2 separate regions of the Homo sapiens genome follow, and region 2 is linked to region 1. A link is an interaction called in ENCODE POLR2A ChIA-PET data of the cell type or tissue named here. Cell type or tissue: Panc1. All regions are shown on one strand. Each heading gives the region's core, and the rest is flanking DNA. Links, peaks and the distances in the headings are about the cores only.

Region 1 (8,458 bases), core at 1,189-6,188:
CCATTCCTGTGTGAAATTAAAATGGCTATTCTAATTCTTTCTTAAATTGGAACCATGTGAAATTTTCTTTAAAACCTATTAATCATATTTACATCATATTTTTTAAAATTAAGCTTTCTTATTAATCACATTTACAAATAGGAAAACTTGATTTTAATGTTCTTATATATTCACTATAGTTACTGATTTCCTCTTTGCTCTAACTGCCCTCTTTTGAAATTGCCCCTAAAAAAACACCTTTGGTGTTTATACACATAGAGTAGGATAAGTAGAACCAATTCCCCAAACTCCTAAAAATTTCTGTAGGAAACATATTTCCTTCACACTGTCCACACCAACTCAGTACTATGAAAACATTTTTTTCCTTTCATCTCTACAATGTGAAGAAAAAATAAAAATTAAAAGTTTGGTTCCCACATTACTTCAAGAATATAATTTTTTCTGTTAGATAAGGATCCCAAAATACTTCCTACAACATAGCCCCTACTGTTCCTTGTTTAGTCCAGACTATTGTTTTAAAGAAAGCAAATTAAACAAAGCTATTGGTGACAATGGACTGGAGTTCTCTGATGCAAAATTATAGATCTCAGGAGATATTTCAAATATGTCTTACCTAGTTGCTATTTATCATCAAACATACCCAAATGTTTGTAGTGTGTGAATATTTTAAAACAAACCTAGCATAGTGTCTGAGTACAGAGTTAAGTCAATAGTTTGGAAACATCCGTTTGTTTCTTTATATGCATTTAGCTACTGCTATACCTTTTTCAATGAATGAAGCAGACCTGAGCACACACAATAAAAGAAAGCAAAAATTACCAGGTTTGGACTTCACTTCACAGCTGGAAAGATTCTGTTGAGGCTGCCAGCAGGGGATCTTGCGTATTAATACCCTACCTGGAAGAGCTGACATGTTGGAAATGAGATTAACACCTTCCTGTTTTTACATTAACTAAGGCTAAAGTGTCATTTGCCTTATTGGGAGAAAAAAATTTAATACTGAGATGATGGGGTTGCAAACAAGGTATGGTTTTAAGAAAATGTTAAACTATGAGGTAGGGTTTTTGTGGTGGTGGTGGTGATCCTTTCAAGATAAATACCTGTACAAATAAAAGCCAAAACTATCAGGACAACTCAAAAGCTGAACATAAACACATGTAGCACAACAACTCCTTTTCAGGCCAATGCTAATTGATACGGTAAATAACTTGTCAGACTGCTTAAAAAATAAAAATAAATGAATACACTATGTCAAAGAGTACTGATGCTTAGGTATTTGTTGCCAATTCCAGACTAGCCAAGAAACAGAAGAGCTAATATAAATGATTTATTCATTCAGATATAAGATAGCACTTTTTAATTCTCTCACTTCACAATTCATCTAGTTACATATTTACTAAAGACGAGCATTTAGATGAAAAAATATTAAAAATTCTAATGTGAGGAAGCCTCAAAATCATTGTCATGTATAAGTGGGAATGAGTTGGGAGAAGCAGGCCAGGAGTAGCTTGACATCTCCCTCATCCAGACATGCTCAAAACAGGTACTGGTGGCCTTTTCTCAGGCTCAGAAGGCTGAGCTATCATCCATACGTATGTCATCTTCAGTTGATAGAGTCGCTCTGCTGTGCCAGGTCCTCTTGTAGGAGTGATAGAGAAACCAGAAAGGACAGATATGTTCTTTGTGCTCCAGGCCTCCTGGTCTGGGTGCAGACAGACATCAACAGTGGCTAGAATACAAAACTAACTCCAGTGGGTGAGAGAGGAAAGACATAAACATCCTCACTAGGAGCCCTGCGGGAGAGAGAACAACTCTTCTGGGAGGATCTGGGAAAATTTCCTAGAAGAGATGTGGTGTAAGTTGGATCCCACAGAATGGGTAGGGTTTTAACAGATGGGAAGGAAAAATGGTGGAGAGGACTTTCTAGGGAGAATGGACCAATTCATCATATTTTGACACCACAATCACATAGAGAATTATGGTGAAATAGACACCCAAAATATATCAGTGAAAAATATGTTGTTATGGAGATTATAGTCAGTAATCCACTTTTTTTTTTTTTTTTTTTTTTTTTGAGATGGAGTCTCGCTCTGTCGCCCAGGCTGGAGAGCAGCGGCATGATCTCTGCTCACTGCAACCTCCGCCTCCTGGATTCAAGCCATTCTCCTGCCTCAGCTTCCCGAGTAGCTGGGACTACAGGCGTGCACCACCATGCCCAGCTAATTTTTGTATTTTTAGTAGAGACGGTGCTTTATCATGTTGGCCAGCATGGTCTTGATCTCTTGACCGCATGATCCACCCGCCTCAGCCTCCCAAAGTGCTGGGATTACAGGCGTGAGCCACGGCACCCAGCGAGTAATCTACTTTTAAAAAAAACTATACATGTATACTGAATATACAAGTGATAAGAAAGAGGAATAAAATCGGCCTTTATTCTGCTTGCTAAATGTCTACTATTCAAGTTTTAAGAATTACACACACTGGTAGCTATTGTTTCTATTCATTTCAGAGCTTCTAATTGCTGCTATGGGGTCTCAATGAGAAAGAAGGGAAGTGGGGAGGAGGCAATGAAAATGCATGAGATTTTCAGGAATGCCAACAATGTGAAGTTGGAATCCTACTCTAACTACTTTCATTCATTCTTCCAAAGGTGACGGTGGTCTGTTGTGTTCAAAAGGAGCTGGAAGAGGAAAAGCAGTTTTAAGATAGCCCAAGGGACGGCAACTTAATGCCTCCCTAAGGAGAAACCACATGGGCTGTGCTGGTGGAGAGGATAATAATAGCAATAATAAAAATAAAAAAGAGTGTAGAGGTGGGGTGGCAAGGGTGGGGAAGGAGTCCTGATAACTTGGAATGAGGTGGGAGGAAGAGGTGGAGGTAACCTTTGCAGGTGTTTAAGGAGGATTTGTAAGGGATGCAAAAATAAGGACAACTGAAGCTGTGAGGCGGGATACAGGAACATATCCAGTGAGCTCCCAGGAATAATGGAGAGCACACATTGCATCATCAGGATCACTGAGACCCGAATCCTCTGGGGAAGTCATGTCTTTTTTGTACTAGATGTTTTGAAGCTTGAGCTGGGGCGGGGGGTGAGGCGGGGAGAGTGAAAGAGGAGGGGAAAATCACTGGGAAAAATTAAGCAGTCTGAAAGGAGGGTAAGATTATGAAGATAAATGTTTACATCTCTGCTGCATTGTATCTCTTGAAATGAAACTGTTTTTGAATAGTGCTGCATCTGTACTGTAAGAACGTGGGCATTGTGAACAAATTGACTGCCTCAGATGATTTGACACATTTTGATTTCTGCTTAGGAAAATATCTGTTAATCCTATTAGATAGAGTAGGAGAGGGTCCTGAGCAGGAATGCAAAAGATCAAATCCTTCCCCATCTTGTGCACACTCTCCCAATGCCAAGGTATTAAAGTCTCAGCTATTTCCAAAGACCCGGTGCCTCATCCCTGACCTGCTTGGCATTACATCAAAATCCATTCTTCTCCACCTTCCCATCCTTGCCTGGCAATAGCTAAAATCATGACAAAAGTGGATGGCTGCCCTCTTTCTCTGGCAAGCTAAAGCAGAAAAGCGATCTTATTTTATGCTTTCCTCTTCACGTAATTTTGCTTCCTTTCTTCCATCCTTCTTCCTATTCTTTTCTTCCTTCTCCCTCTCTCCCTTTTTTTTTTTTTTTTTTTTTTTGTCTTCTTTATGTGGCTTGCTGTTTGCTAATATCCAACTCCAGACCATTCTTTGTGTTTGGCAAAGGAAGCAGTTTTATTGTTTGGTAACTCCAGGGGGGATATAGTGTCTATGATGTTGTCTAGGCCAAACCTCCCCCAGGAAGGTTAACTACCTCTACCCTACTCTCAAAAGGGAAAGGATGGCAACCACACACTTGAACACCAGCCATTCTCTTTTGTGAGAAAGTGGATCTGTTCCTGCCCAGAAGTACTTTTTCTTTCCACAGTGGTGTAACTCAATGTTGCAATGCAATTAATTTACTGAGATCAGGACAAGTTATCTGGAATCTGAATCTATAGAGTGCACATTAGGAATAAGGGCAACAGAAGACAATTTTTTTTCCTAACGACTTTCTGAGAAAAGGTTCTTCTTGGAGCAACACCCAAGTCTGATCAAAGAGTCTGTTCATCTGTCTCAAGAGCCAACGCTGAAGCCCAGCATGGAGCTAAAAATATGCACTCACAGTCCTAGAAAATTGTATTCATTAAACTCTACCTACAGGTCCTCACCCAGAATCTGCTCTATGCCAAAGCAGCGTGCTGCTGTTAATCCTCCTTTATAGATTAGGCAGTAAAATAAAGAGGGTGGGGCTGAAATGCAGGGGAAGTCTGCACACGTGTTTGGAAAAGAAGAAAAGGAAAAGCACAGGGAATTCTTGTTCTCTCCTTCATGTTCCGAGTTGCCAGGGTTGTCCAGACACCACCGAGAGACACAGGGCTTTTTAGCGTTCACTGTATTTTCACTTCCACCGGGTAAGTGCTACATGTAAAATGGAAATTTAGAGACAAGATCAAATAAATGCCTTTCAAACTGTGGCACACTGTTATTTTTGGATCCCCTCCTTCTTTGTGTGTTAAGAAGGGAATAATAATAATCATAGCTGACATTGAGCACTTACTATGTGCCAAGCACTGTGGTAAGTTGTTATTTACATAATCTCATTTCATTCTTCAAGATCTCTGAGCTAGGTGCTTGTGTTGCCACCATTTTGCAGATGATGACATTACAGTTTAGAAAGGCAAAGTAACTTGAGCAAGTAAGTGGCAAAGCTGGGATTTGAACCCCAAGCTTCCAAAGCCTTGCTCTTAACGTCTATGCCACAAATATGCCATATCTAAATACTTCCCTTAAAAGTATGTTTTTTGGTTTTCATTTATGATTTTCGTGACTGCTCCTTAATAACAGTTCCACTATTATCTTAATGTTTACCATCTTCTGCAATCAAGTGATAGGGTTCCTTGGAAGCCGGAAGTGTGTTCTTCCTCACCCTTGTATCCCCTGCAGCTCTTAAAGCAAAGTATCTTGCACAGAATAGGAGCTAAATAATTATTTGTTGAAATGCACTTTACATTATCTCTGTATCTAAATAAAACCCATCTAAACAAGTCCACTTCCCAAACATTGGGGTTTTCCTCCTCTTTGTAGCCATCCCTTTCTTCTTGTTTTGTTTTCGAAAGGTTGATTTTGAACTGGAGGGACATTGCAGTTGTCTTCTCACTTAGCGGGATTTGAAAGTGAGAGTCTGTGTAGTGTTTTAGCCTGCCCTCAGCAATCAGGCCTCACACTCGCGAGGCTCTGATTGTAGGAGTTGCCTTATTTGCATTGATGAGGATGAGCCAGCTGCTAGAGCATACAGAACTGCACCTGACACAATCACCGAGTTCAGGATTAGCACGGGGAATCAGGAATCCACTGCGCTGGCTGCGTGGCAATCTCAGCCCTACATTAGAGTCACTCATGCAAAATGACCCAAATTTGCAATGAGCACAATTAGCAATCCAAAGATGCATGTTAATTTGGGTGCCTGATATTTTCTTACATTTCCCTAAATTAAAAATAATAAATACACTCTTTCCTAGACAAGTCTGGGCATGAAAACAATTCAGGGGATTATGAGTTTGTAAAAAAATGTGCAAACCCCAGAAAATGTGGATTTCTTTGGGTAACTAGCCACTGCCCACCCCCCTCCCCCCCGAAGTATTAAGTCTGGCATCAAATAGGGTAAGAGCTTTGTGGTATCATGCCCCTTTTTCATCAGTAGAAAACAACTATTTACAAAGAAAAAAATAATTATAGCTATAATAGGCAGAAAAGAAAAATTTAAGCATTAAAGAAAGGATCTGATATTTTAGATTATATACTAATATTTCTGAGATTATGTTTGGGTCACACATAACCACAGATATACTCAACTGTTTCAGAATTTACTAAAAGTACAAGAGATTGTGTTGAATTTTTATTAAACAGAGTTTATAAATCAAATTGAACATTCTCCAACTCTGGGCTGTGTTTCCATATGTTTGCAATCTATAGGTATTGAAATGCTCACCTATACTTTAGGAAAAAACAAACCACAACATTTTGCAAAGATTGAATAAATGATCATTCGAAGCAAAAGCATGCAGTTCAAAAGCTAAACCTCCCATTGGAGAACAGAAAATTTAATGAGCTTTTAATGGAATGCAATGCTCAGAGTAGTAAATTATTTGTTAGTTGACGATGCAATCAGCATGCTGATTAAGGTTGCTTGGTTTTTTACTAAACATTAACTGAATGAAAACGGGTAGTCCTTGTTCTGCTTGGGGGGCTTTAAGGAAGCAAATGGACTTTCAGAACAGAGATTGTCAATAAAGGTGAGTGCACTCCAGGTGTCATTTGAATATGATGATAAAATACTAGTGATAAATATTTAAAAGCATTTTAAATCCACAATGTTCGCCTAGGGTATTATGGACTCTGTTTAAAGAAACAGTGGGCCTTAGCAGGCCTAACAACAATCCCTCTACCTCTCTCTAGAAAGAAATATCTAGATCTGCTTTCTTTTATTACAAAAGAAAAAAGAGGGGTGGGTATGCTTTGAAAATATGAACCAGCATGGATGCAGAAACCAGGAACGTTTGGGAGTTTGGAATGTAAACCTAAAAAGAGACAAAAAGGACAAAAATCAAAACAAAGAAAAACTATTCTGACAGCAAATAAAAGAAACATCTGTTTCTCTGGATAGATTAAGATACAAATTTAATTACGCAGTTTCAATATTCCAATGTTTAAAAATAATTGCTATTAGAATATATATATTTAAATTTATAAATGATGGCATTCTGAGGGCAAGAAATATTGTGATATGGAGTTATATTCTGTCTAATTTAGAGGGTCTGAAAAGGAACAAAGAAAAAGAACAAAACTTGGAAATACCTTATATAATGCTTATTTTTGTTGTTTCATTGTTAATACAGAATTTATTTTTAAAATCATTTACTATATATTAATCGATATGTACATTAGTCATAAATTATTGATTTTGAGAGAGATTTTGTTACTGTTTAAATTGCCAGATTTATTTCTCTCCCAAAAGAGGGGTTTTTAGTTTGTTTTTCTCCCTACCAATTGAAGAATTGTGGGTTTGTAGGTTAATTTTCTTTGAACAGCTACAAAGTTCTTTTTCTATAAATCCCAATTAGTTTCATCATCGGTGATTCTGTGGCAATGATCAGGTACCCTTAAAATCCGATAAATAACTACCTCTCACTTTTAACTATTCCTGTTTATGACCCAAGAGGTTAAAAGCCTTTGACTGGCATTTGACTTCTGACCTCATATAAATGTTATCTTATCAGTTCCTGCTTGTTAACTTGTATTGAGTGCTTGTCCCTGATGGCTTTTAGATAAAGGGTTGTGGGGTTTTTCCTTTTTTTTCTTTTTAGTATATTTCCTATAGGAACTAAACCATTTGCTTTGTTCTTTGCCTAGTGCAGTCAAATCTGCTCAGTAACCTGCTATAAATCTATTAGAAAGAGCCAAATACGCTTTTATTTATTTCCTACATTATTTTTAGTTTAGCTTTATGGATGGAATTTTATGATAAAAATATATTTATTATAATTAATAGTATTAATTACTGGTGAGCTTAATCTTTTAACATGTTTGTCAGGAAGCTGGTTAGCTTAGTATTTTCTCTTTTTAAAAAAATATTAAAAATTTAAAAAAAATTTAGCTTTGCATTTTGCACCAGCATGAGATGAGTTAGAGAGATAATTTATGGAAATCTTGTGTCCCCAGACTTCAGAAGGCTGGCTAATGAGAGAGTCATCAGTAAGATATATCTTTTTTAAAACATCGAATCCAGACCATGAACAGTGCATTTTCTAACCTTTGGGGAGAAAGGTGGTGGCCTGGCGCTTTCCTTTGCCCTTCTGTTCTAAGAATTAAGAAGGATTTTGGCCTTTTATTCCATTTACAGCTGTGTGTGTTGTTCACACATTCAAGTGTGTATGTATGTGAGTCTAGTCACTATGTACAAACCTAAATACATTTGAATGTTTGCATTTTAATCTCTTTCCATACCTCGATGGCATCATGAGGGTATTCTGGGCAGATGTGGGTGCCTCAGAGCCTGCCTCATTTGCAAATGACCTACAATGTGATTTCTAAACAAAATATTACATTAATTTTCATGTGGAAAACAGGCAGTAAGGAGGGGGAAGAAGGAAGAGGCAGCCATCTTGGAGTCGTTTTGCCTTTTAGCCTCATTCTTTCGCCTCCTAAGCCTCGACAGTTAGAATATTATCTTTATTTTTAATTGGCCCTCAACATAAAGCAAGAGGCATATACAAGAGACCTTTGTATTCACGTTTAGAGTAGAAGGAAAGTTGTAACCTCTTGGACTTTAAATAATAACTGCTACTATAGCCAAGCTACACCTATTATTCTCTAACCTTCT
Region 2 (8,458 bases), core at 2,138-7,137, 170 kb after region 1:
TAGACACCAGACAACTTTTCTATCTCTTAGAGCCTTTTAACAGTTTACTGAATATGACTCAGTCCTCATACTTATTAGAAGAAATGTACCTACGTGATTTGCACTCAGCTCATCGGAGCTTGCTAACCATATAAGTCGCACAGGTGTACTTTGGAAGGCTTAAAAATTCCCCATCACCCTCCCTTCTCCCCTGTCTCTCAAAAAAGTTAAAAAGCTCTGTCTCCTTTCAGTTGCTGTGTCCCTGTACCTAGGAGTCTATGATAAATGCAAGCACATTTCAAGTAACAATGATATTTCTAGTCAGTTTTTTGCTGTTAACTTTTTATAGTAAAATATGTAGGAGAAAAATTTCTAGTTATTTAATTACTATGAGATTTTATGATATGCTTTTGTTTTCTAAGACCTAACAAAATGGAACTGTTGCTATGTCTATTTCAATGATATTGGTAATAATTTTAATCTGTCACATCACTTCCACCCCCCTTCACGTCCCACCTCACATGCAGTCTGCTGTTAGCACTATGCAAAACACCATCATGAATATGCGTAATTATGGAGATTCATGGTAATTTTTCAGGGTTATCCGATGTGACGTTTATAGGACAGCAGCATACATCAATTTAAATGAGTGTGACAAATATCTTATCCTTTATATTTCTATAGTATTTTTAATATTTTCTTGGCCCCTCTCCAGGGAGTAGTGTGAAATGGTAAGAACTTGAATAATAAAAATGTTAAACAATCAAATGCTTCACTACAATGTTTTTTAAAGGCAAGTTTAAAAATGATTCTCTACCTGTTGAAGCTTAAAAAGTATCATATACTGAATTTTTTCTTAGGCAGTACTTTTTATTGAGCATCTTACACATTTCCAAACCAACAAAAGCATGGACATTTGCAGGTGCCATTTTACGATGAGGCTGAATTGCTTAATTACTTTTAAACTATGACCGCTTGCCTGACAAAATTATTTGGCAAACATGGTCCACCAACTTTATTAAGCATAAGCATTTGAAACAATAATCTAATTGTGGTATTTTTGAATTTTGTTCTTAGTCTGTAGCACCTCTTAGAGACTTGCATATAATCTTTATCTCAGTGACTAATTAGGACTAGCTTGACAATTTCATATTTACAATGATTACCAAGTAGGAATCCTCTTCCTTGTTCAGTATGTTTGTCATGAATACTGTACAATCCTAATTACATTGAAGATATAAAGAGCCCCATAATTTGATTGAGAGACATCTTGAGTTTAAAGTGAGTAAATGTGAATTGTATCGAGAATTTTAAATGGCAGAGCAATTAATACCTATTTCTCATGCAGTCACTAAAAAGACGAAATAACTGTGTGCATGCAAGTCATTGTATCAGCCATATTTTTAAGGGTGTTAACAATAAAGTCATTAAAAACTGGCTTGATTGAAAATGATCTTCCTCATTCCAACCAACTGAATTCAGAATTCCTTTTTCTCTAGCATATACTTTCAGGATTTCGGGCTGAGGGTCAAACCTTCGCAATTAAATGTTCCTCAGTACTATATTGGCAACACACCATCGTGAATACTCTTCATACAATTAGCAGGGCCTACTGTGGAAGTATACTGCTGATAGAAATAATAATGAGGAATACTGGGGCATTAGTATGCCAGAGTAGGTTGGAGAAACCTAGTTTGCATGATGCATGTATAATTGTATGTTACATCTAAATATCACTGTATGTTGCTTTAGAAATAATTGCTTAGAAAAATATATTTAACACTTCCTCTCTTTTAAGGTCCCAATTTGATTAATAAACAAGTTCAGTGGTATATTAAGCCTATAAGTTAGCGATGTCTCAATGAATGTGTTCTGCATTTGCATGTTTCTTAAAGTGACACTTTCTGAAGACACACGATTGCCATGTCTATATACATGTATAAAGAGAAGTGAAGAATTGATGCAATCATCCAGATAATTCAAGGGAAAAACACTTTTGCCTCAATTATCTATTGCAAGCAAAAGTGAGGGGTTTATCCTGAATTGTTCAAATAATTGCCTTGATTCTCTTCACTTTGCATGTGTAGACACATTTTACAATAATATTTATGTTAACATTTGCAATTTACATACATATAAGGCAGAAATACTTCTATACACAAGATGACCAAAATCTTTTCACAATAATTTCTACTGTTTGGTTGTCCCTAATTTTTGGTACAGTCAGATCATTTGTGTGCATGTTCTTATATGGTAATTGAATCAAGGCAAAACTAGACAGACTCATTATGTTCATTTATTAAATGCTTGGTTAATAAACTGATTGGTATATACAATACTGATATCTCACCATTAAAAAATTCATTGATATATTCTATCTAAAACTTCAATAATATATACTTCTTACTGGGTATATCATAAATTCATTTGAGGAAGTAAATGTGATTCATATGTATATTTATAATAAAATGCAACATTAAAACAAAGACAAATTTCCAAGAAATATATCTTATATTTTACATATTTAAGATTTGTTATGAATAAGTTAATATTCATAAAGAAATCAATACCAGAACACATTTTCAAAAGTTCCATTGACACATTAAAAATTCAAATACATAGCAGATTTTATAGTGTTTCCTCCATCTGCACTGACAGGAACAATAATATGTTTAATTACTGACATTTGTATTATTTTTACCTTACGTTTATTAAATATATAAAGTATATTTTCCATGACTTTTAAAATCTATACTGTTTATTAATACATGAGGAATCCTAAATTTCTTCTGGGCCTGCTTAATCACTATTTGAAGTCTTTATTCTGGTCCACATCAAAAATGCATTTTAGAAAATGTAAAGCAGCTCTATCATGCTTCTTCATATTGGTAGCATGTCAAAATATGTTTTGTTTGAACTTTAGAAATTAAATCTTGGTTTAGTTAAAATATTGCCAAAGTATTGGATTATAAGTGTTTGTCTGGACAAACAATTAATACCTAAATGTTGAAAGACACCAGAATACTTTATGGACCTATTTGGCAATGGAAATGAACTATCTATGTTATAAATTTAGTAGATAGGGCTCATATGTAGCATTCATTTATAATTTTCATGTTTTATATAAAAGTACGTAATGGATGCTTACAGTACAACCAAAATCTTCTCTGTGCTCATAAAAACACATAAAGCAGATGCAAAATTAAGCATTTTGGAGTATTTTACCGCTCCAATATTGTTTTAATTTGTTCTAAAAATCAAGTGTCTGTCTCTGAATTTTATTTATGAAAAATCAACTTCCAGAATTAAATGAATACATTTTATAAACACTGCAAGCATGGGGGCTTGATAGATATTTTTCTTCAAAATTGTTAAAGAGCAAAATATAATAATTTGGTGGCAAACATCTGTCTGGCAATCATATATGATAAATTCATAAGAAATACAGGAAAGATATTTATTTACTGTTACTGCTAAGCCAGACTTTATTTATCTTAGAAGATTTTTCATCTATGAGTGGAAAACAAACTTTCCTTCAAGAGGTCTGTGAACCGAATAATAAATGTCAGGTCTAAATCCTGTATGAAAATCAGTCCGGTTTAATCCTGGATATTCTTCAGCATGCAAATGAAGACTAGAGGTTTCCCTGGGCCCGCTGTCATACAGGCAGCCAATTTACAGACCCTGGCACTGTGTATGTGTTATGGGCTCGCTGGCTGCCCCTCCCCCGCAGCCTAAGACTTGGTCTCAGCTGCCTGCCTTTCACAGAAAACCACAAACCAAGGAAACATATCAGTAATAGCGCCCTGTAAATTAACTTGACATTTGATGCAGAAAAAAACCTAAAAGCTTACAAAAGACATTGAAAACAAAAGCCACTCAGGACCCACACTACATATATTGTGGATTTAAGAGATCTGGAAGGTGGTTATTCTATTGTAACTAACACATACAGCCTTCATCTTCTTTGTTAAGACAATTCAGTCATTCTTTGTTACAGGCATAGTATCCGTCAAACAAGAAAACAATATTTTCCACCAAAAAAAACCCCTAAAAGTCCAACTGATATTATAATAATAATTCAATCAATAGGTTTTTTTACATTTTAAAAATAGCCATACATTACTAATGTTTAAAGAAAAGAAGCTAAAATATGATTTTATGTTTCCTTGGTAAATAAGACATGTTGACATTGCTAAGATGTAAATAATGTAAGATGCATTGGAGAATGGTGTGAATCTTGCTGAACATGAGGTATTCACAAATATTGTTTTGTCTTAAAATTTTGCCTTTCAAGGCATTTAATTTTTTTCATGCTAGGAAACCCCTGAATCTCTTTTAAAAGAAAAAAAATTTTTTTGGTTCAAAGAAGGACTGTTGATAAAATATTAAATGGTTCTTTGACATCATCTGTGGTGTGGGGCTGGAGTGAGGCACTCAGCATATTTAAGCCATTAGACATGCAGGAATGTTAACATTATTATGCGTTATTGTGTCTGGCTATGTGTCCCCCTCCTTATTCTCAATCTCTCTCTCTCTGCCTCTCACTCATTTTCCCTCCCTTCTTCCCTCCGCCCCACCTTTCTCAGAGTCTCTCCTACCTCTCCCGCCCTCAGCAGGGCCTGCTACACGGCATCTTACAAATGTCTGGTCTTATAGTTTACAAGCACAGAACTGTACTGGTAAAAATGCATAATCTCAGCATCTGTGCTTCTTGATATTCATGGATTTATTTACAAGTCCCTGTGTTCTACTTTTTTTTTGCCTGTTTCTATGGTTTATATTACTGTCATGCCTATATTCTTGTGGGAGTTTCAAATAAGAATCAAGATATAACTGGCAAATATTCTGTAATGCAGACTGCATTTCCATAATTTAGCTGTTTTTTAAAAGAGACAATTTAAAGAGGTTTATGGACTTAAGGATATATGAAGAGTATTTTGATTGGCTTTTTTAGTACTTCAACTGCTTAAGGTTCCGTTTGTGCAAAATGGATGTAATAAAATAAATTTATGAACATATATGTGCTTGTGTATATGTAAATGCATTTAGAATGAAAAAGTTCATAAATCTAAGTCAAATTTGCTGATTAAGTTCACTATATTCACATTTGGCAACATTAGGATATTTCACGAAAGGGTTCAAAGGTAAAAGGCAAATATTTTATTTCTTCTTTAGATGCTAGCCTGCAAAAAACTTAAATATTTACAAAGCAAGTATTCAAGTTCCTGTGTTCCCCCAGCCCTCAACATACATACCCCTCCCATTCTTGGTGCTAGTTTAACAGCAGCCTTTTAGTAGCCATTGCCAGTGCCAAATAAGTCTCTTTTTCCTTTTTTTCAAGCTGTAAAAACAGTCTTTTGAATAATTTAATTAACAGCAAAATCAGAAATTTAACTTACTTTACAATAATTCTCTAACCATTTCCCATCTACCCACTCCCCTTCCCCGCATAGAATTCTACCTTCATATTATCAATGCACTTATTTTTAGGGATTAATATTCACTAGTTTAATGTAACATTGAAATCAGAGAAGTCTATGTACATTTGCTGTTTATAGCTCCAGTTTAATTACTATGTGTTAAGTCGGCTAGACACTGAAATGAATTTTATGAATATCTTTCAAGACAGCAATATTTTGGACCTGCATATGAGAGAAAATACGATGGCAGGGGACAATACATTAAATGATCTTTATGCCAGTATTCTTGAAAATTCACGTTCTATGTAGGAAAATGTTAAATATGAGAACATTACGATAAAGGCTTGTTATAGTCCTAAAGTGTGGGATATATAAAATACCCAGATTTGCACATGTATAGTTGCAACACATGCTAAGCAGTACAGATTATTAAGCAAGATTCATTCCTTTATTGGAGAGGGAGGGGAGTAATTTACAGACAAGAGCTAAGCAATTCTGTTTAACACAACTCTGTCTAGTTGATCGTAAGGCATGTGTGGTATTTTTCCAAAGCCCGTCATCAATAGTAAAGCAATTTACAGCTCCAGAAATTTTTTAGAAGATACTCATTTTATTAAGAGTAAGTAAGATAGGTTGTGTGGAAAGATACACATGTATTTGCAATTCATATCGTTGCTGTGTTTCTATTGTGTTCTGAGCTTCCATCATGGCTGGGAGATGGGAAGCTGGCATGCAGTGCAGGAGGGTAAGACAGAAAGCCCCAAATAAATACTTAGAGCATTTTCTAATTATCTCTTATTATGACCACCTTTCTTTCCCCCGACCCACCCCGGGTGGAGGGGGGCAGTGGGGAGTGATGGAAAGAAGATGATTGTAAGTGCAGATCATATCCGTGCCATTAAATAATATTAATAATTCTTTTGGTCCACAGGATGATGTTTTCATTCTGGACTTTGAAGCTCCTCAGTCTACCCATTCAAAGCGATGACAGAAAAATGAATCTGAATGTGTAGGCATTAAACATTTAAATTCTCTACTCCCTGGTCATTATATTGACTGTCATATTTTACACCTTCCCCTCCCCCACTATGCTTTTGCTGATTTGACCTCATTTACATTGGCTCATTATGCATCCGGTCTTTGTTCTACTGAACAGAATACAGTACAGTGACAAAGCAAAACTTACGTGTCGGCTGGAATATTTTTCTGTTTTAAAAATTAAGTTTCACTACTTAAATTTATATTTGACTTCCCAATATTGTTTAAATTGGAGGCAAGTCTTTTCTTATACAATAACTATAATCTACATGCAATTATTTTAAGAGTGGTTAAAATTACCTCAAAATGTCATTAGGAAATGACATTTAAGACCTTTTATAACAAATATTCTACTGCTACCTAGGCAGTATTATCATATTAGAAGTATTAGGCTTTTCTTTCCAAACCTCTGTCTGAATTTCTATGTAGGCCCAAGGAGCAAGCTTTTATCTATTTTATATGAAGTTCATTGTTTAGAGCTGTCCCTTATGGGTCTTGTTTTAATGTATCAAACAACAAAGGTAATGTCAATCCTTAAAAAAAAAAAAAAAAAAAAATTCCTGCTTTGCATTTCTTGCAATTAAAAAGGTTATCTGATTTACAAACCAAATTTTCATTAAATTAAAAGGAAGTCCTAGCTGATCGATCACATAGAAAAATATGAAAGTTACATTGAGCTTTAAATGTCTATCCCCATGACAGTGCACACTATCTTTTCATTTGTTACAACCAATGGAGACATGGGATTAATCTAATACAGCCTAATTAAACACCCATTCACACATGAAGGTTTTTAATGGTACCAGTGGCTAGTGGCACAAATGCTACTTTGTATCACAGTTAATATTTGCATTTATTTGACATTGGACAATAGATATTTTTGAATACAAAGAAAATGGGAAAAATAAAATATTGTGGAGGATGCTTTTGAAAATACAAGCAATTTCTTGTTTCCACCAAGATAATTGCCACATATACAATGTAGGTTTCATTTCAGATATTTAGACCAAGATGCTTTTCTAATTTTTGTCATTTATCAAAATGTATAATCATGGTGACAGTGGCTACATGTCTAGGGCACCATCTTGGAAGAAAAAAGCATCATGTCTTCTTGGTTCCGTTAGTGACTCATTGTGTGAATTTTGGCTGGCGTCTCCTTTAACCTGCTTGTGCCTTGATTTTTTAACCTATAAAAAGGGAATATTCGCCCATTACTTACCCCTGTTGGGTTACTGTGAAGTTTAATTAGAATAAAATATTGCTCCTAGAATAAAAGTATCTTAAGGATGAAAGTTTTCGTTTTTTTTTCATTAACTTTTTACTACATGGTAGGGAATGCAGTGTTGTAGATTTGCCTGTACTCAGCCAATCTCTTTTTCTTAAGTTTGGAACTTTTGATTCTAGAGTTAATAAAAATAAAATCCAAATGCGTAATTAGATTTTTTAGAGATGGGAGCAGTCACCCACATCTTGGCAATTTACATTATATAATCTTATATCAGCTGCAAGATGCTTTTATGAGTATAACTGGTTTTAGAAAATGGCTTCTGCAGGAGAAATAGTCAACACAGTAGCATTCAAAATGACTTCAAGCTTGCAGGAGAGCTAGAAATTAGGCAAAGAACTCCTACCCCAATGGAACCACAAGGGAAATAAAGTAAATTAAAGTTTTATATCTGTAGTTACTTTGTAACTATCTTAAATTTTCCGTAGAGTCCTAGAAATTTTAGATATTAAGCAATATGTATCTCCAACGCAGAAATCTGTAAGATGGCATCATTTGAGCATTTATCTAGACTTACCTAAAAGACATCCCAAACTCAACACCATTTCCAAAATACAAACTGGACACAATTAACCCTATTTTCATACCTAGCGTTAGAATGGTGTTATTTAATGTCTTCACACTTCAACTGAATCATCTGTTATATAATGGAGTTGATGTAGATTATCAACGAGACCCTTCCAAGATCCAAAATGAACCTAGTCAGTATTTGGACATCACATCCTGAGAATTT

Evidence for each region. Peaks named below come from ENCODE experiments on the same cell type or tissue, not always from the same donor. Only the 100,000 strongest peaks of a DNase experiment are listed, where the experiment ranks them.
Region 2: POLR2A ChIA-PET joins it to region 1 with 9 read pairs; 3 of 35 experiments call an interaction of 5 or more read pairs at or near these places.

What each region holds. Positions count from the first base shown.
Region 1 is chr5:88,385,972-88,394,429 of GRCh38, forward strand. All of the region lies in intron 2 of TMEM161B-DT (TMEM161B divergent transcript), which reads left to right. Among named protein-coding and RNA genes, the nearest start is that of LINC02060, 49 kb to the right of the region's middle. In Panc1, for the core only: no CTCF peak of the experiment used is centred there; a DNase peak (open chromatin) is centred at 4,238.
Region 2 is chr5:88,552,090-88,560,547 of GRCh38, forward strand. All of the region lies in intron 2 of MIR9-2HG (MIR9-2 host gene), which reads right to left. Among named protein-coding and RNA genes, the nearest start is that of MIR9-2, 110 kb to the right of the region's middle. In Panc1, for the core only: no CTCF peak of the experiment used is centred there; no DNase peak of the experiment used is centred there.